Linked DNA regions of Homo sapiens: region 1 is linked to region 2. A link is an interaction called in ENCODE POLR2A ChIA-PET data of the cell type or tissue named here. Cell type or tissue: CD4-positive, alpha-beta T cell. All regions are shown on one strand. Links, peaks and the distances in the headings refer to the core of each region. The heading gives the core; the rest is flanking DNA.

Region 1 (10,792 bases), core at 2,802-7,801, 130 kb before region 2:
GAAAGAAGCCCATGCCACAGCTCAGAGAGCCTGCTTTCTCTGGAAACTATGTGTAGTTTCTAAGAGGGCCATTAGAGCAGAGGGTGTCAGGATGGTACTGGAAAGCTGAGGCTGGAGAAGCACATTTCAAACCACAAAGAGTCCTTAGGAGAAGGAGAAGTGTGTGTGTTTGTGTGTGTGTGTGTGTGTGTGTGTGTGTGTGTATTTTAAAGACAAAGGAATTAATTGTGAAGCAGGGGTATTCTCCATTCTCTTATATCAGCATCTTCCTGGTGCCTTCCTTCTATGACTCTGTACTTTTAGCTCCCCTGAGACCCGTTTGAGTTGCTTCTCTCATCTCTATCAAGGTTCTTCTATGATCATTTCATAGGATTTATATTTGGAAAGAACTGTCTACAAAAAAAATAGCATTTACTCTAAAAATACAATTTGTATTTCATTTGCACAAGTCAGAAACTTACGTGTTTGAAGATCAAAAGTTATAATCATTAGATGATAGTGCTACCAACCTGACCTGTGTGTGGTATGTGTTCCAAAAAAAGCAAACAGAAACTTACATCAGACAGCCTTGTTATAGTAGTTATTTTTCTTTTTTTTTAAAAATTATACTTTAAGTTTTAGGGTACATGTGCACAACGTGCAGGTTAGTTACATATGTATACATGTGCCATGTTGGTGTGCTGCACCCATTAACTCGTCATTTAACATTAGGTATATCTCCTAATGCTATCCCTCCCCCCTCCCCCCACCCCACAACAGGCCCCGGTGTGTGATGTTCCCCTTCCTGTGTCCATGTGTTCTCATTGTTTAATTCCCACCTATGGATGAGAACATGCGGTGTTTGGTTTTTTGTCCTTGCGATAGTTTGCTAAGAATGATGGTTTTTACAAAAAAAAAAAATTTTTTGAGACAGGGTCTCACTCTGTTGCCCAGGCTGGAGTGCAGTGGTGTCTCAGCTCACTGCAGCCTCAACCTCCTCCTGGGCTCAAGCAATCCTCCTGCGCTCAAGCAATCCTCCTGCCTGAGCTTCCCAAGTAGCTGAAACCAAGGCACGTGCCACCATGCCAACTAATTCCTGTATTTTTTGTAGAGATGAGGTCTCACCATGTTGCCCAGGCTGGTTTCAAACTCCTAAGCTCAAGTGATCCTCCCACCTTGGCCTCCCAAAGTGCTAGGATTACAAGTGTTAGCCACTGCACCCAGTGTCCTTCAAATTTTTAACAAAAATCGTTTACAAACCACTTCAAACCCATTCACTGTCATGACCCCTTGTGAATCCAGGCTGAAGTGTTAATGAACACCCAAATGGTATTTATTAAAGGAGATTGGTACCGCCCTGTCCTGAGAAAGCCACTTTAAATTGCGGCTCCGCAGGACTGAATGAAGTGAAGACTGAGAGGAGTCATATCCAGGGTATGATTCTTTTAGTCTTAGTCTTGAAAAATTACAAATGATCATTCATTTCAACTTCAACTGCTTTTGTACTTAGAAAAATCTCACAATTCAAACTATTTTTCTAAATTTCTTTCTAGTGTTACTTAATGCTTATCTACTTCCTTATTTCTCAAGGTCTTTGTAATTTCTTTTCATCTATAATGTAGAGAGAGAACATAAACTAATATGTTTCTCCAAAGAGCTACCCAAATTTCCCAGTACAGGAAGTTTTTTTCAAATTTGATAGAGGTATAGAGACTTGTGTGCAGGCTTAGAGACAAAAAGACTCGAACAAACATAAACTGTTTCTGTCTTTGATTTAGTAAGATTTAGAAAAACTTAATTTATGTGACTTACCAATTTGCATTAAGTCAATGTTATTAATTATGGAAACATAAATGGTTTACATTAAAATACTCTTATCTTCTACTGCAGTAGTGAGAGCACAGAGTGAATTTAGGAACATTAGCCAACCCATTGTCACCAATGTAATCCAAGAATCCAAGAACATTGCAAACGGTTTATCAATCATAACTTCTTTTTTTTTTTTTTTTTTTTTTTTTTGAGACGGAGTCTTGCTCTGTCACCCAGACTGGAATGCAGTGGCACGATCTCGGCTCACTGCAACCTCTGCCTCCTGGGCATGCTATTCTCCTGCCTCAGTCTCCCGAGTAGCTGGGACTACAGGTGCCCACCACCACGCCCGGCTAATTTTTTTGTATTTTTTAGTAGAGACGGGGTTTCACCGTGTTAGCCAGGATGGTCTCGATCAATCATAACTTCTATTCAAGATTTAACTTTCTATTCTATTAAATGATTATTACTCATAAAATAAAACAGAAACACTAATGTTTCTGACTTTCACAATTATGAAACGAAAGTAAAACGTAAAGAGATAACAAATGTTTGGGAAAAAATATTCTCATAGTCAAGTACATACAAAATACAAATAATTCAGATTATGCTGTGCTCTTTTGAAAATCTTGTAACAGTGTGGCATTAAAAAAAAAAAGCATGATGCTTGCCTTGCACCTTTGCCTGTAAAATATGCTTTTATTTGCAAAATATTGTCCTTTTCCCCAATCACTGTGCTGTATGGCAGTGTTAACATTTTGGAGGTCAGTGAAGAGTTTTGAGCTGGTAGCCTGAGTTCCACCATTACTGTCTGTGTACTTCAGTGTCCTCATCTAAGAATGAGGATAAGAGCACCTCTCCTGTAGGCCTATCAGGTCTATTAAGTAAATTGACATAAATGGGATGTCTGACACTGCTAGTGCTCACTAAGCTTTCAGTATTATCATGAGCCTAACACTCTGCTACTTGATATGTGATTATATTTGACCCAAAGTAAGCTGGTAAGTGCTAGGACTGGCCTTGGCATCTGTACTCTCAGCCTTTTCCATATCCTGCAGGTTTTCAGTTCCATCAGAACATGGACCAGAATATTGTAAAGTAGCAGTTACTCTGAACGTACATTTCTTTAGCCAAAAACATTAGTATTTAATATGAAAAATAATTCATAAAAATATATCTCAAATATATTCTTCCAATTAATACATTAAAGACTAATAAGGGGTTAAGATGACAATTTTTATTGCTGCCCACTGGCAGAGTGGTACTATGGCTAATAAGGGTTGCTAAACCCACCTAGAAAAGTGTTCTCCTAAAACATGAGGAATGTCAAGAAAATTCCTTCTTTCTCCTACAATCTTGACTCCATTTTCATGAATCTCTGATCTCTTACTTTCTATTGGGATGGTTACAATACTAGTAGAAACATATTGCAATATCCAGTCCAGTAGGTGTTACTAACTAGAAAGTTATTTAGATTTCAGATTTCTAGGCTCTGAAATTATTGCATGGTTTATTCATTGTATAATGCAGACCTTAGAATCATGAACTTAACTGTAATAAATAATTATAGATTTTTCTCAGTAAGAATAAACTTTCTCAATTCCCTATCATACCCACCCCTTCTGGTCCCATTCTTATATAGATCTGTATCCACAATTCTCAACTCTCCTATTGGATGCTAGAGGATTATAATTTGCTGCAGAAAATGGGGAATTGTTACTAAACCTTGGGAAATGCAAATAAAACCAGAAGCTTCTTTTTAATCTCTGTACTAGTCTTGCATAAAAACAATTGTTTGATCTAGGGATAAATTGTTACTCATCAGATATAGTATAGTGGAAACAGAGTTGAAAGCAGCTACTTGGTAGTCCCATTGAATGAGCTTCCAAACCATAAATCTGATCCAATCACTCACTTTCTTAAAATCATTCAAAGCTTCCTATCACCTATTAGAAAAAATTATCCAATCTGTTTGGTAGAGTATAACAAACTTTCCATGACTGATTCCCTCTCCATTCCCAATCTCATCTGCTACTACTTGCCATTTGGATTTGGGTATAATTCATAATGATGAAACATAAAAAGTTTTAAAGCCATGACCATTTGGACATTGTAGCCTTATAAGAGTGACAAAGGGAATATTTACAAATATGAAAGTCAAAATTTTGTTCCTGATGATCAGAATGCTTCCCAGATCTCTGAAAAATTAATCTAATCAGTTATCAGAAAGAAAAGCCCTAGGCAAACTTCTTCTTTGGTAATTCATTTTGATAATTACATATCAAACTTCTAGAAAGTAAGATGAAAATTCAGATCTTTATCAAGTTAAGCAAATTTTTTTAACACATATCGTCGAAGTCATTTCAAAAGCCCTTGGACTAAATGCAAGCTTAACCCTGTATCCACCACAGAATAAAATTGTGCTACATTATATGAATGCCAGATAGTAAATTTTAAATAATTTCATGATGTTTCTTATATGTAGCCTGAGCTTTCTGCATACTGACTCCTCTGTAAATGTACGTAACATTCAATAATTTTGTCTATACTATTTCTTTTGTAACAAATCTTTAAGTATATATTGCGCAGAGAAGTCTCATTCTCATGAAAATGTGTTTTCTTGCATTCATTTAAATTTTTAGAAAAGAAATGTAGCAAAATTTTCAAGTTTTTTCTTAATATATCGTTTTAAGAACTATAAACTTACATGTATTATTCTTGTTATTGATTTGTAGGACATTAATATGGTGTTTCAGTAAATTTCTTTAAATAGCTCACTTTATGGTTCAGATCTCTATCTAAACCGGGAATACTGTACTTCATCATCCTAAGTAGTTCCTTGATTATTAAAACTCTCTAATAATATGTTCAGAAATTAAAACAAAGATACTTTAATATAATATTCTTTATGACTGAGACTTTGAAGATAGCAATGAAATATTTATAGTTTAAAAACTAAATACCTGAATTTTTCATTATATTTTCCCATTCCTCTTGTTAATCAACATTAGTGAATTTTTATTTCATGTATTCTCCAGTCTTTATATAATGTTTTCACTTAGATTATGCCATTTTAACATTTACCATTTTACTGGCTGTCACAGATTGCTTATAAACTTCATAATTATTCAAATGAATTATCTATTTGCTAATGGTAAAGAATTCATCTAAGCTTTGCAAAGAGATCGCAGTTGTAGAAAATTAATATCTCACTAGGTAATTACAATAATTAAAATACAAGAGAAATTAAATGCAAGCAACAGAAACAAATGAATGCTACATTGACTAAAATAAGAGACATAAGACTATTTTTATTATGGAGAATTTATAAAATAGCTATGAAAATATAATTCTATTTGAATCAAATTAAACCATCTTCAAGACAAATCAAATTATTATAAACTACATTATATTCACTATATTTTAGTGTTTGGATATTGCTGTTAACCTACCAGTCTTTTTATAACTGTGGGCTGAGCACTACATAAAATTAAATGATAGGCAGTTTTCCCACTCAAATATTTCTATCTAAGGTTTAAAGATATAAGTAAAGAATAGTTGCATATCCACTTATGAGATAAACAAAAAAGAACCAAGCTTTGAGATGAAAGTCCCATTATTAATAGCAATACATTTATGTGTATATATATATATATAGTATGTATGTTAGAGAAAGGAGAGAGTGAAGGGAGAAGGGGAATAAAAGCCTTTATAAATTAACATTTGGGTAATAGAATGTTTTTTAATTCTGTAAATCTCAAAGATGAGGTTAAGGAAATCACAAATCTCCCACATAGTAAAGCAGCAAAAAGGAGAGTGAAAATAGACAAGATTAGAAAAGTACCAGATCAGTACACCACTTGAACATATAATTAAGAAATGATCCAGAAAAAGAGAACAGAGGTGGAAAAGAGGGAGAGAAAACAGAGAAATGGAAGGAAATAATTAACAGGAAATTATTTTAATAATTCTAAATATTTCTTGGAAATGAGAGACTTTGGTTCCTTAATTAAAAAAAAAAAATACAGCTTTTCATCCTGAAGCTTAAAACACTGGAAACAAAGAGAAGTTTCTAAAAATTCTAAACCAGACAAAAACTAACACTATTGTTATCTAATATTATCCTGCACCATTATGTACTAACTCATTTAATACATGATTCTATTAGTAGAAACTATTATGATTGCCATTGTACAGCTGAGGAACTTGAGGGAAAGAGTAAAGAACTTTCTGGATGTCACCCAGCTGGTAAGTAGTGGAGCTGGAAGTCAAACCAAGTAGTCTTCTTTTAGAGTTTATACTATTAACCATTACACAATATAGGAGTCCTTAATTTAGAGTGAGAGCCAAGATAAATTCCCAATGAATTAAAGAGCTAAAGTTAGAAGAAATTTATGAAAGTATTAAGAAGAAAGTAGGAGAAAATATTTTAATATTACTGCAATGAAGAAAGACTTGTTATCAAGACACAAAACCCAGAAAACACAAAGACAGATTTGACCACGAGAAATGAAATACTTTCTATAGGAAAAAAAAAAAGAAATTAACAAAACAATGAGATGTAGTTTTTTGTATTCAACTTGGAAAAAAGATTTTTAAAAATCTAATAATATTCATATCTAATGTTAAGAAAGAAAGTACTTTTATATCCGTTAGGTGGGAATGTAAATTAGTGCAATGCAATTTGACAGTTTATGTCAGAAACCTAGTGACATATAACAGCCATTAAATTAAAACTAATTTTTTTGACAATTTGAAGAATCAGAAATTACATGCCATATTTAATCATTGTATGTAATTTTAAGCCAAATTATATAATTTCACAAACAAGTGCAAATACCTTCCAGAAAAAAGGCCAAGAAAATAATTGTTCCAACGTCCAAACCCACTAAATTATGTACATTAATTATGTTCAGTTTTTGTTACCAATTATACCTCAATGAAGCTGGAAGAAAAAAAGTCCCTAGAAAAAGAAAAGATGTTATGAATTAATGTCTCCTGATTCATTTTGATTTTTATAGCTTGTTATAGACTGACTTTATCCCCCCAAAAATACATAGGTTGACTCCCTAAACCCACATACAACTGTATTTAAAGATAAGATCTTTGAAGAGATAAGTAAGGTAAAATGAGATCATATGGGTAGAACCTCATCTGATACAACTGGTGTTCTTATAAGAAAAGGAGATTAGGACAACTGACATGCTCACACACAGAGGAAAGGCCGTGTGAGGACACAGCACAAAGATGGCCATCTGCAAACCAAGGAAAGAGGCCTCAGAAGAAAGCAACCCTGCCAACACCTTGATCTTGGACTTCCAGCCTATAAAACTTTGAGAAAATAAATGTGGCTGAAGCTACCCAGTCTGTGGCATTTTATTATGGCAGCCCCAGCAGACTAAGACATAGCTTTACCTGTTTGAATTGTTTTTTGTTATTCAGCAACACACTTCACAATTTTGAAGGAACGTGAATCAAGTCTTAAGGCATTGAGTTGTGAAAATTGACATTACTTCTTCTCTGAAGCTGTACTGTATCCTAAAGTGACCCATGTGTTTAAAGAACTTCTATAAGGAAAAGGAGAACATGTTCAGGGCAATGCTTTGGCTTCTGTTTCCAGGAAACCTAGGTCTGACTTCTTCTGCACTATCCAGCTTGGCAAGTTGTTAAATACCTCTGAGCTTCTAATTTATTTTTTTTCCACATGTAAAATGAAGATATGTGTATGAGTAAGGGTTTTCCAGAGAAATAGAACCAGTAGGATACATATAGATATATAAGAGGAGATCTATTATGGGAATTGGCTCACCTTATTATGGAGGCCAGGAAGTTCCATGATCTGCCATCTGCAAGCTGGAGACCCAAAAGAGCCAGAAGTGAGACACAGTCCAAGTCTGAAGGCCTGAGAACCAGGAAAGCCAATGGTGTAGGTCCCATAGTCCAAAGGCCTGGAGCTCTGATGTCTGAGGGCAGAAGAAGATGGATGTTCCAGCTCAAACAGTGAGAAAATGTGCCATTCCTCCTCTTTCTGTTCTATCCAAATGGACTGGATGATGCCCGCCCATATTGGTGAGGGCAGATTTTCTTTTCTTAGTCTACTGATTCAGATGCTAACCTGCCCTCAAATACCTACACAGACACACTCAGAAATAATGTTTCACCAGCTATCTGGGCATTCTTTAACCCATTCCTGCTGACACATAAAAGCCATCACAATATGCAATCTCACTGTACAGAGTTGATATGAGGATTTTTAAAATATGATTTCTAAGGTACTTAGCACTGGATCTACATGAAATACATGCTCAATGAACAGTGGTTATTATATTATGGCTTTTCTACATCACTGTCTTTATGGATTGAAACCATTGATCTTCATTCCCCATTTCTCAAATGTGCTGAATATGAGCCTGGACACCCCCAACAAATCTACTTAAGGTCATGAAGCTACTGAGACCCTGAGATCTCCAAAGGAATTTCAGAAGCACTCTAGGAGAGCACAGTGATCAAATCATAACCATACTAGTCTGGTTTGACTTATAATTAAAACAAATTGAGTAAAATTCAGATACAGTTTATAGAAAAGATGTTGGCAATAAGTCCTAGTATTGCTAAGCATAATTAATATATGGTATATTGATTTTGTATCCTGCAACTTTAGTAAATTTATGTACCACCTCTAAGAGTTTTTTAGTGGAGTCTCTAGATTTTTCTAAATATGAGATCATAACAACTTCAAACAAGGATAATTTGACTTCTTTTACAATTTGGATGCCCTTTCTTTCTTTTGCGTAATTGCTCTGACTAGGGCTTCTGGTACTATGTTGAATAAAAGTGGTAAAAGTGGGCATTCTTGTTTTGTTCCAGTTCTTAGTGGAAAGGCTTTCAATTTTTCCCCATTCAGTATGATACTAGCTGTGGGTTTGTAAAAAATAGCCCTTATTTGGTTGAGATATGTTCCCTCTATACCCAATTCTTTGAGGGTTTTCATAATGAAGCAATGTAGAACTTTATCAAGTGCTTCTATAGCATCTATTAAAATGATCTAGTTTTAGTTTTAGTCCTTGATTTTGTTGATGTAATGTATCATGTTTATTGATTGTTAAACCATCCTTGTATCCTGAGGATGAATCCCACTTGATTAAGGTGAATGATCTCTTTAATGTGTTGTTTAATTCTATTTGCTACTATTTTGTTGAGAATTTTTGAATCTATGTTCATCAGAGATATTGGCCTGTAGTTTTCTCTTTTTTTCTATATTTTTCTGGTTTTAGTATCAGAGTCATACTTGCCTCATAGAGTAGGTTTGGAAGTATTATCTCCTCTTCAATTTTTTGAAATAGTTTAAGTGAAACTGGTATTACTGATAGGCAAAGGTTGGCAGTGATTCCACTAGGTCCTGGGCTTTTCTTTGGTGGAAGACTTTTATTACTCCTTCAATCTCATTATTCATTATGGCCTGTCAGTAGTGTTTCTATACACTAACAGCGAACAATCTGAAAAAAAAATAAAGACAGCAATTTCATTTACAATGGCTACAAAATATAAAGAAAACAATTTCATTTACAATAGCTATTAATACAAATATAATACCTAAGAATAAATTTAACCAGAGAAGTGAACATCTTTACAACAAGGGACAATATAAAATACTGATGAAAGAAATTGAAGAGTACAAAAAAATGGAAAGATATTCCATGTTCATGGATTGGAAGAATAAACATTGTTAAAATGTCCATACTACCCAAAGCAATCTACAGATTCGATGCAATCCCTATCAAAATACCAATAACATTCTTCACAGAAGTAGAAAAGACAATTCTAAAATTCACACGGTACCACAAAAGACCCCAAATAACGAAAGCTATCCTGAGCAAAAAGAACAAAGCTGGAGACATCACAGTATCCCAATTCAAATTAAACTACAATGGTATAGTAACAAAAACAGCATGGTACTGGCAAAAAACAGAAACACAGAACAATGGAAAGAGTTGAGGACCCAGACATAAATCCACGTGCTTACAGCCAACTCATTTTTAACAAAGATGCTGAGAACATACCTTAAAGAAAGGACAGTCTGCTTAATAAATGGTGCTGAGAAAACTGGTTATTTATACACAGAATTAAACTAGAGTCCCATCTTTCACCACATATAAAAATAAACTCAAAATGGAGTAAAGATTTAAATGTAATACCTAAAACTTCAGACTATTAAAAGAAAATATTGGGGAAATGCTACAGGACATTGGTCTGGACAAAGATTTTGGGGAGTAAGACCACAAAAGCACAGGAAACAAAAGCAAAATAGACAAATGGTATTACATCATGCTAAAAAGCTTCTGCACAGCAAAGGAAAAAAAGCTAACAAATAAATGAGACGACCTAAAGAATGGGAGAAGATATTCCTAAACTATTGATTTGACTAGGTATTAATAACCAGAATATATAAATAACTCAAACAACTCAGTAGCAAAAAAAAGCAAAATGTAAAAATAAGCAAACTCCTGAATAGACATTTCTCAAAATAAGATATACAAGTGGCAAACAGATATGTAGATATAAAAGCTCAACATAACTAATCATTAGAGAAATGCAGATCACAACTACAATGGGATATCATCTCACCCCACTTAAACTGTTATTATCAAAAAGACAAAAAATAACAAATGCTGTCAAGGATGTGGAAAATGGGAATGCTCAAGTGTTGTGGGAATATTAAGTAGTACAGCTATTATGGAAAATAAAATGGAGATTTCTCAAAAAAACTAGCAATCCCACTTCTAGGTACACATCCAAAAGAAAGGAAATTAGTATGTCAAGGAGGTATTTGCATTCCCATGTTTATTGCAGCATCATTTACAATAGCCAAGATAGAGAATCAACCTATGTCCATAAACAGATGAATGGATAAAGAAAATGTGGTACATATACACAATGCAATGCTATTCATCCATAAGAAAGAATGAGATCCTGTCATTTGCAGTGACATGGATGGAACTAGGGT
Region 2 (10,792 bases), core at 3,602-8,601:
AAGAATGAAATCATGTCTTTTGCAGCAACATAGATAGACCGGGAAGCCATTATATTAAATGAAACAACTCAGACACAGAAACTCAAAAACCACATGTTCTCACTTATAAATGGGAGCAAAATAATGTGTACCCATGGACATACAGTATGCAATAATGGACACTGGAGACTTGGAAGAATGGGAGAGTAGAAAGGGGTGAGGGATAGAAATTACTTAATGTGTACAACATATATTATTCAGGTGATGGTTATATTAAAAGTCCAGACTTCACCACTACATAATAAAACTGCCCTTGTACAAAACTGCCCTTGTACCCCTTGAATTTATACAAATAAAAATAATAATAAGCCCATACATCTATGAACAATTGATATTCAACAAGGTGCCAACCCCACTGAGTGGGGAAAGAATAGCTTCTTCAATAAATGGTCCTGGGACAACTGGATAGCCACATGCAAAAGCATGAAATTGGATCCCTACCTCCGTGAAACACAAAAATTAACTCAAAATGGGTTGACCTAAATATAAGACCTCAGACTGTAGAAATCTTAGAATAAGCACAGGGGTAAATTTTTAAGACCTGGAAGTTGTCAACGGATTCTTAGACATGACAGCAAACCTATGGGCAACAAAAGAAAAAAATAAATTGGACTTACTAAAATTAAAAACTTTTGTGCATCAAAGGACATTTTCAAGAAAGTGAAAAGTCACCCTACAGAATGCAAGCAAATATTTGCAAATAATCTATCTGATTATGGTCTAATATCCATAATATATAAGGAACTCTCACACTTTAACATAAAAGAAACAACCCAATTTTCAAATGGGCAAAGTACTTGAATAGACATTTTTCTCCAAAAGATGCTCAACATTATCAGTCAATAAGGAAACACAAATAAGAACCACAATGAGAACTCACTTTATATCTACTAGGATGGACATAATCAAAAAGAGAAAAATTAATATGTTAGGGAAAATGTGGAGAAATTCGAACCCTTGTGTACTGTTGCACAAGCGTTGTAAAGAAATGTAAAATGATGCAGCTGCTGTGAAGAACAGTTTAGAGATTCTTCAAAACGTTCAACAGGATTACTGTATGACCCAGAAGTTTTATTCCTAGGTATATACTCAAAAGAATATACTCAAACCAATATTTGTAGACCAATGTTTACAGCAGCATTATTCACAAAAGCCAGAAGGTGGTAACGATCCAAGCGTCTGCCAACAGGTGAATGAATGAATGAACAAATTGTGATCAAATCCATACAATGGAATATTACTCAGCCATAAAAAGGAATGAAGGGCTAATGCATGCTACAACATGAATAAGCCTTGATAACATTATGCTAAGTCAAAGAATGCAGAAACAAAAGGCCACATTTTGTAAGAATCCATTTATATGAAATATCCAGATAGTTAAATCCATGGAGATGGAAAGCAGATTGGTGATTTGCCAATTGATTGACTGTTGGAAGGAGGGAATAGGGAGTGACTGTTTAAGGTATGGGGTTTTCTTTAAAATGATGAAAATGTTTTGGAATCTGATAAAAGCGGTCATCACAGAACACTGTGGATGTACTAAATACCACTGAACTGTATATTTTAAAATATTTAATCTTGACCTGGTGTGGTGGCTCACACCTGTAATCCCAGTACTTTGGGAGGCCAAGGCAGGTGGATTGCTTGAGGTCAGGAATTCAAAACCAGCCTGGCCAACATGGTGAAACCCCGACTCTACTAAAAATACAAAAATTAGCTGTGCGTGGTGGTGCGCAACTGTAATCCCAGCTACTTGGGAGGCTGAGACAGGAGAATCGCTTGAACCCAGGAGGTGGAGGTTGCAGTGAGCTGAGATTGTGCCACTGCACTCCAGCCAGGTCAACAGAGCAAGACTCCGTTTCAAAAAAAAAAAAAAAAAGTTTAATCTTATGTTGACTAAATCTTAGGTGAACAATGTTATGTGAATTTCACCTCAATTTTTAAAAATTGTTACTAGTGAATAGTATGAGTCCACATTCACCCCAGGTCTTACCAATGAATGAGGCCACCCCATCTTGCTGTTGGCCACGTATTAATTGATTTCATTTGATCCCCCAACCACCCCGGTCCAAAGATGCCAAGTACATTCTAAGAATACAGTACATTAGCATAGTACAGTCTAAGCATAGAGTCCACAGACACACTCTGTCACAACTTTGTGATAACAGCTGGAAATCAATAATGCAAAAGATCATGATAGTCGAGGTTGTCAGATAAATGATTTAAGATATTTTTAAAAATCATTATGTGCTTATTAAACAAATGCCAAAACATATCTATTTTCTGAGGGAGGGGTCAGGGTTGGGTAAAGTGGGGTAGAGGTGCAGGTAGAGAGGTAGAAGGGCTGAGGGCCAAGCAGGCATCTGCAACACCGTGCTGCCTCAAATCCTAAAGGAAATGAGATGAAACCTAGCATCATCCACTCTCGGTGGTTTCTATGATCAGGCCCAAAGTGAACTTCCTCACCCAGGATAAAGAAATGAGGTTCATGGGAGGAGGACTGGAAAAGGGGTACTAACTGGTAATAACTTGTAGGAACTCCTTATTCCCAAGGCATCCAGAGCCAACTAGTCAAGAGATGAAGAGAACTTGTGTATTTGCACCCTGGAATTGAGGGTCCTAGAGGTCACAGATTCGAATGAAAGGGGCAGAAAGACTTGCAGCTGAAGACAAAGTCCAGCTGTTACGACTTTGCTAGAGATGAGCCCTATTTATCAACATCTAACCAAAGACAAATAGAGACAGCGCTTGAGCTATTTTTGTTGTGTCAGCAGCCATTTTTTGCATGATTTATGAAGGGATTTTGGCTTGAGGTTTTTTTTCTAATAGAGCTGTCTGTATAAAAGAGCTTTGTCCTCAAGGAAGTCATTAATCAAAATATTACTGGATTTCTCTACTATTAAAAATGTCTCAGCTAACCACATGAGCATGAATTCATCTCACAAGCTTGCCTCTGAATGCAGACTCCTAGGTGGCCTGGGTGGGTGGGGACGGGGAACACTCTTCAGCCACACTGTTCTTCTTCCTGTAGGCTGTCCACCCAGGTAGAACCTTCCCTGTCACCTCAGTTTCATTGTTTCTGCTACCTACAATATGTCCTGCTTCCCCAGATGTCTCTATGGTTTCTGAGCATTGGGAGGAGTCTCCTAGTGTCTACTCAATGACCCCACCTTCCCCAGTTTATGCAAAAACACCTGATGTGTGTGATGGAGAATCTGCTCTGATACCTTTCGACACTTGCTTGGAAAACTATTCACATGCTGGAAAGCAGAGGACTGTGAACAGAAAATCTAGCTAAACTCAGAACAAGTGACTGGGGCTGGGAAGATTATAGTGTGAGAGGTCGTTTGCTCCCTCCACTCCTTCTCAGATGCGAGGGTTTGCCTGCCTTCTGCTGGGATGCCCCAGCTGTTAAGAGGCTCATACTTCCAGTAAGATTTCCACAGGAGGCCGGGTGCGGTGGCTCACGCCTGTAATCCCAAAGTGAAGGCCGAGGCGGGCGGATCATGAGGTCAGGAGATCGAGACCATCGTGGCTAACACGGTGAAACCACGTCTCTGCTAAAAATACAAAAAATTAGCCGGGTGTGGTAGCGGGCACCTGTAGTCCCAGCTACTCAGGAGGCTGAGGCAGGAGAATGGCGTGAACCCAGGAGGCAGAGCTTGCAGTGAGCCGACATCGCACCACTGCACTCCAGCCTGGGCAAAGGAGCGAGACTCCATCTCAAAAAAAAAAAAAAAAAAAAAATTTCCTCAGGAACACAATAGTCTGGGTTTCTGCTCCCTTCCTCAAATAATCTCATTAAGAGAACCTTTCCAATGTGGGCCACATGGTCTCCTCTAGACCACGATACCCTTAGAACCTTGGCAAGTCATACACATGTCCCCAGGAGTGAGGCTACTGCTGAGTGACCAGTAGAACCCCACTTCCAGTCAACGCAAAGACTCCAGTTGGGGTTCAGCAGGGATCCTCTAAGACAGGGTTCTGAAACTATGGCCTGAGGGCTGGGCGCAGCCCACTGATTTCCATAAACAGTTTGGTTGGAGACAGCCATGCTCACTTGGTTACATACCATCCACCGCTGTTTTTGTGCTGCAATGCTGGAACCAAGAGGTGTTAGGTCACAACTGACAGACACCACACGGCCCACAAAGCTGTAAATATTAACTATCTGGCCCTTTACAGAAAAAGTTTCCCAACCCTTGAGTAGGATAATAAATCTTTGGATCATGGACATTTATTATTTAAGTTCATCCTTGTTCAGTCTTGCTGGAGAGAAGGAAGATTTAAGCTTGACAGACCAGATGCCGGTAAAATTAGCTCAGTTTTCTTATTCTCAAGAACTTTACGATCAGATCTATTATAAATACAATTCTAGAGACAGACTGAGAAAAAGTACTTAACTGGCACCCTTTTACTACAAACTGCACCCCTCATTAAACTAACAGTTCACAGAACACCGAGCACTTAACTTACTCCAGCTTTTTCCGGCAACTCTCTTGTCCTGCTGCATCAACTTGCCATGGTTTCACTGGCAGCCCCCACCCTTTCGCACACGATTCATTTAAAAAGTTGAGCTCAGACACATCCAGTCTTTTTTCTGAGAAGGTTACTAACCTTGAGATGTGAGTGCTGCTCGCTCTAACGCTTCTTCCCATCTGCGTCTTGGTTAAGGACTTTTATCGTATCCTGTTTATCGTGGCCTCCTAGCCTCAACACCCTCTTGGTCACTGCAAGCTCCCCGCTGCTCCCTCCCTTAATTAGCACTGCAGGAGCTGAGGGGAGCGTTCAGCCCACTCAGGAGCTGACTCTGCCCATGCTCTTGAGCTCTTCTCTCTACCAGAACTTCCTCAGATAGCAACTGAAGTGAATCACTAATATTTCATGAAGCGGGGTTTTTTGAAGTCAAGTTTACCTGCTTCTGGAAGCAACTTTACTATTGCAGCTACTCAGACTCATTCCAAACTCAGATAAAGTTCTGTCCCTCTTTTCCCCCAAAGAATCTATAATTTGAAAGGACGCACTTCTCCTTTGTTCTAGCTCTAAATAGAAACTACACTCCCCGCCGAAATCAGTTTGTTTCTTTGCCTTTTCTTCCTCGTGTTTTTTCCTGCCAATCAAAGCACATTAGATTCAGCCCTCTTTTTAAGTCAAGAGGCTTCCTTATCTCTGCCCATATCTAAGTATGTTTCGGTCTTACTTTCTAGATACTCTTTTTTTTTTCTTTGTCTCCCATTCTCCGACAGAAAAAGTACACAAGTCGGTGTTTCCTGAGAACGAACCCTGCATGTTTAGCAGCTTTTGTCTCTTAGAAACACTAGGTTTTTTGCTGCACCAGGCCATGGCAACGTTAGTTTTATTGATTCCTTTGATTTATTAGGTTATGGAGGTTCCCTGCTGGTTAAACCACCATGAAGGATTGTGGCTGAGGCTTTAGTGTGTAAAATTCATAGAAAGACTAGGAAGGAAGGACGTTTGACAGGTGAGAAGGCACTCATGGGGCTGCCCTACCCTGCACATTTAATTATGCATCGCAGGTACAGGACTGGTCTCTTCTGCTGGACCACCGCATATACGAAAGCAAGGGAGAAGAAAGTGCAATACTGCCTCTCAAGACACAAGTGTTTACTAAGACTTATTGTGGGCCAGAGGTAGCCAGAGTAGCCTTCTCAAACACCTGCCTGACTCTCGTCACTCCCTTCAATGCCTCACTGTCCCCAAGAGAATATCCAAATGTCTTACTGACTTGCAAGGCCTGCGTCATTGATGACTGCCATTTTCCCAGTGTTATGTCTTATAAGTCTTCTGCTCACTCCTAGCCTTTATTGCTCATCCAACTTACATTGTGTAATTTGAGGACAATGCTCTAATGGGGCAGGGCCTTTGCACGTGGAGTTTCCTCACCTCTTATCCCTCTCCCATCCAGCAGGTCTCAGCTCCAATGTATCTTATACTCTCCCTGGGGCCCACATCTGTCCTGTGAGTTTCCTGAGAACCCCAAATATGTCCTCACTGAAATACTTGCCACATCCTATTATGCCTATTCACTCGCTGCATTTTTTACTAGAGCCTGACAGGCACTTCCAGGCCCAGGTAAAGTCTCTTATCCCTGCTCTATCAGATCCTTGCACAGGGCCCTTGACCATGCCAGGTGCTCAGTCAGCACTTGTAGAATAGGACGAAGCCATGCAATGACTTCCATCTGTAAGGTTTCCATATTGTGATCACAATCCCAATTCCATCTTGTTTCCAATCTGCCATCGTTGGGGCTGCTTTTTTGCCTCAATTTTCGATTTTCTCAAGGAAAAAGACAAAAACAGTCTTGACCCAAAACACCCACTGATTTTTGCAGGACACACCCAAAGACAAGTTTTCTTTTGAGTCAAAACTCTTCCTCAAAATTATTCAGTGGGCCCTGAAGTGAACCTCACACATCGGCTGAAACAGTCACCGTCTACCCACGTGGTTCACAATAGGGTGAATGCAAATCCTATCTATCGTGACAGTAGCTGCTGCTCATACCTACAGGGACCTAGCTTGAAAGTATCTTTTGCTTACTCCCTGACTCACAAAATGCAGATTGATACAGGCTGGGGGGTTTTCCCAAATTAGTTTTTCATGGTCACTCCCTAATTCAGTGTTCACAGGCAAACACACACACACACACACACACACACACACACACACACACATCCTTCTCCTTATCACCCATAATAAAGCTATTGCTATTTTGTTTTTTATTTTTATTATTTAGCTATTGCTATTTTTAAGGGAGGCACAATGGAGATACCTTTTGTTGTTTCTCTGTAGAGGTTTATCCTCTCTGGTTTATTTAGCTTCCTCTTGGAGGCTCTCGAAATATGGTAATAAATACAAAGAACCCAAGACTTAGCTTTGAATCATTTCCAAAGAAACACAGGCATCCCAGTATCTTGGCCCCAAGGATGCAACATTGTTCCCCCAACATGGTAACTACAGAATTTTACTCAGCAAACAGGGGAAATGTTGAAATATCACATGATCGATAATAAATTACAAAACAAACAATAAAAATAACCTGAGACAAATTAAATTGCCCTATCCCTCCAGAGAACAGATGTCCTAAATGTTCTAACCAGCAGAACAAATGGACGTAAAGAGGGAAAGCAGTGAGATAGAATGAAGATTACCACTCAGAGATCAACAAGAGCCCTCTCTCCAACATTTTTTCATGACCCTTGCAAAAGGCTTTTTGAACAACTTAAAGCAAAGACACTCTTCAACCTTACCAGTTGCTGACAGAAGCAGGAAACAGCAAAAGTCATCACATCCCTAGTTGCAGCATCGCATCAGCTACCTCCTTCCTCTTTTTTTCTAAGGTCACCAAGGCACTAACTTGCTGTTCTAACAAAGGGTAAGGAAAGAAAGAATCAAGCATTTGCTCTGCCTTTCCTGTACAAATTATAATTCAAGGTGACCCGAGTTTCTCTTTATAGGAAAATTCAGCTACTAAGTGGAAAAAACAATCATAGTTATTTTTTAAGTCACCATTTTGCAACCCCTATTAAAATAATAGATGGAGACAATTGTTAATAGATGCTAAAACCATGAGGTGGAAGGTTAATGGGGAACCCTATGATGAAACGTGCTGCTGACTGACGATACCTGAGCCCTCAGATCAGCCGTAATCTTGCTAAATATGGCACAGCCAGGCATGAGAGGGACTCCCAACACGATGCAGCAGGAAGAAAGCAGCGCCACCTAGGAAGTCCTCTTCCCCGAGTAGCTGAGCCTGAATGCAGCCAAGCCTCTAGAAGTAACCAGCAGTGCATAGAAAATGCAGGCAATGGCTGGGCACGGTGGTTCACACCTGTAATCCCAGCACTTTGGGAGGCCAAGGCAGGCGGATCACATGAAGTTCGAGACCAGCCTAGCCAATATGGTGAAACCCCGTCTCTACTAAAAATACAAAAATTAGCCAGTTGTGGTGGTGCACGTCTGTAATCCCAGCTACTTGGGAGGCTGAGGCACGAGAACCACTTGAACCTGGGAGGCAGTGGTTGTAGTGAGCCAAGATTGTGCCACTGCACTCCAACCTGGGTGACAGAGCGAGACTCCATCTTAAAAAAAAAAAAAAGAAAAGAAAAGAAAAAGAAAATAAAAAGAATACAGGCAATAAAAGACTGAGTTAAAGGACACTACGAGACCACAAGGAAGCAACGAACTGAACATAGAAAGCAGGAGCTACTGCAGAACAAACATCTCAGTTTCCTCCAGCAACAAAAGGCAATTATGATGAACACAACCAGTAAATGCCAAAAAGATACTTGACAATTTTCGTTGTTGTTGTTGAGATGGAGGCTTGCTCTATTGCCCAGGCTGGAGCACAGTGACACGATCTTGGCTCACTGCAACCTCCACTACCTGGGTTCAAGTGATTCTCCTGCCTCAGCCTCCCAAGTAGCTGGGATTACAGGCATGCACCAACACGCATGGCTAATTTTTGTAATTTTAGTAGAAACAGGGTTTTGCCTTCTTGGCCAGGCTCGTCTTGAATTCCTGACCTCAAGTGATCCGCCTGCCTCGGCCTCCCAAAGTGCTGGAATTACAGGCATGAGCCACTGTGCCTGGCCAGATACTTGATAATTTTAAATATCCTTTCCTGGGAAAGACTTACAGCAATTTTACAATTTCATCAGCATGATAAAGAAAATTTATGAGAAACTAACAGCAACCTTGATAGTGAGACACTAGAAAAATCTCAATTCAATTTTGAAATAAGACAAGGATGGCCACAATCACTGTCAATATTTAACATATTCTGGAGGTTTTAACTAAATGTAATGGATTTTAAAAAGGAATAGGAGCTGTAAACCTTGAAAATTATTTAAAATGTAGGATTTGTAGGTGATCCACCTAGAGAACATGGTCAAATAAAACAGAAAAGAATTTAATAAGCTGCCTAGCAAAATAATTTTATAAGACTCAGTAGCTTTATTGTATATCCTATCCAAAAGAACAGCAAAATTTACACGTGTATGTATATGTAGGTATAATTGTGTGCCTGTGTGAATATATATGAATGTACCTCAAGAATTTGTAGGATTTAAACAAAGAAATTTGCTAATTTATCAAAGGAAATAAAAGAAGTCTTGAATAAATGGAGGTATGTCCTATGCTCCTCTATGGCAAGACCCAATTTTGAGAATGCATCAAAAATATTTTTTTAGTTACCTGGAATTTTATACTCTTTTACATTATTAAGCAGGTCAGGCTATGAATGGCTATTCATGAGGCACTTATTGACGGCACTCTGCAAAAAGGTCTTCACCTAGTATATTGTGGAAATGTTATATGTTTGCACAATCAATCATTGAAGACCTTTTACAACACACATATCCCCATGAAAGTAAGCAATGGATGAACTGCTGTGAAAGGTGCTCCCTGGAGCAGAAATCCACACCCTGGTTCTTACCTGGTTTTAGCATTGCCAAGGGCCCAGCAAACTTCACCCACGACTCCCTTGGCCACTGTTCTTTTCTTCCTCCACTGTTTTTAGTCCCCCTCTCTTGAGGGTCTCAAGGTTTCAAGGAAATAAGTACTTACACACACACCTTAAGGACTCCAGACCTCAAGCATCAGGCCCGGGTAAGTGCTAAGTTCTTCTTTGGGAATTTTTCTAAATGACACCAGGAAGCAGCAGCCAGCAGTACAGCTATATGGACAAACAGGGACTTGCAGATACCCACTATCTCTTTCCCCCAGTCCCAGTTCCCTGACAAAGCTCATGCCTTTCTCCTCTGCATTCCACATCCCTTTCTGCTGCAACTATTTGATAACATTGCACACTGCATTGTGGCTACTTAGTAAAGTGGGCGAGAGCTGCCATCCTGTAAGTATAAGAGTGTGAGCTTTGCAGAGAGACTTGGGTTCAAATCCTGTTCCACGCCTGGCTAGCTGTGGGACCTCCAGTCCTCAGCACATTGATGGCAGTGCAGATCCCAGCTAGGCCACAGCTGATCGTCCAGGAAGGCAGCCCCCACCTCATGTTACCCGTGGCCCAGTGGGCTCCACTCTTGTCGGGGTCCACTGAGGGTCTTTTAACACTCTCAGTGTCAAAAAGGTTGTTTTGCCTCCTGAGCTCTCAATACTGCTGTATCTCAGATTATTTAAAGAAAATTTCATTTTCCAAAATGGCAGAAACCTCATATTGTTTAAATTAAGATATATTCTTTCTAGAATATTTTACTGAGAACATTTTCATCTGCAATTGGACAATGTAGCTTATATCTGAACTGCTTAGTTAGCATCTACAGAACAGTCACTGTCCCCAAAACCCACCACCTTAGCAAGGTGCCTGAATGAGGGAGGGTCTCCAGCCTCAGCCACACATTGGCTGCACCTCCCTGGAATCTGAATCTGGTACAATGTTATCTAATGTGGTTAAGATCACATCTCTCGGGCTCCCTGAATCCAGTCCAATATACACCTTGTTGTATTTATTAACAACCTGGCATTTCACTCTCCAAAGTGTCTTGATTTGGGTGACAAACTCTATGGTCACCCTAAGAGCCACCAAGGGGGCTGTGGGTTTGAAGGAAACCCCTCAGTTCTGGGAAAACCAGGACAGTGGGTCATCCTTGATATAGCAGTGACCAGGACTCCCTGGGTCCAGCCCACATTCCCTCATGGCCAGCTCTCTTGAGGGGATGGGGTATGTCTTCTACCCACTCCTCAGTAAGGATTGCCCTCAGCTATCAGAAAGCATCTAACA

What was found. ChIA-PET counts read pairs that join two places held together with the same protein. Peaks named below come from ENCODE experiments on the same cell type or tissue, not always from the same donor. Only the 100,000 strongest peaks of a DNase experiment are listed, where the experiment ranks them.
Region 1: POLR2A ChIA-PET joins it to region 2 with 5 read pairs; 4 of 35 experiments call an interaction of 5 or more read pairs at or near these places.

What each region holds. Positions count from the first base shown.
Region 1 is chr18:69,823,456-69,834,247 of GRCh38, forward strand. All of the region lies in intron 7 of DOK6 (docking protein 6), which reads left to right. Among named protein-coding and RNA genes, the nearest start is that of CD226, 120 kb to the right of the region's middle. In CD4-positive, alpha-beta T cell, for the core only: no CTCF peak of the experiment used is centred there; no DNase peak of the experiment used is centred there.
Region 2 is chr18:69,952,099-69,962,890 of GRCh38, forward strand. It overlaps a transcript of CD226 not described here. Among named protein-coding and RNA genes, the nearest start is that of CD226, 9.6 kb to the left of the region's middle. In CD4-positive, alpha-beta T cell, for the core only: a CTCF peak has its summit at 7,785; DNase peaks (open chromatin) are centred at 4,773, 6,583, 7,353, 7,753 and 2 weaker places; H3K4me3 peaks cover 2,617 bases; H3K27ac peaks cover 4,118 bases.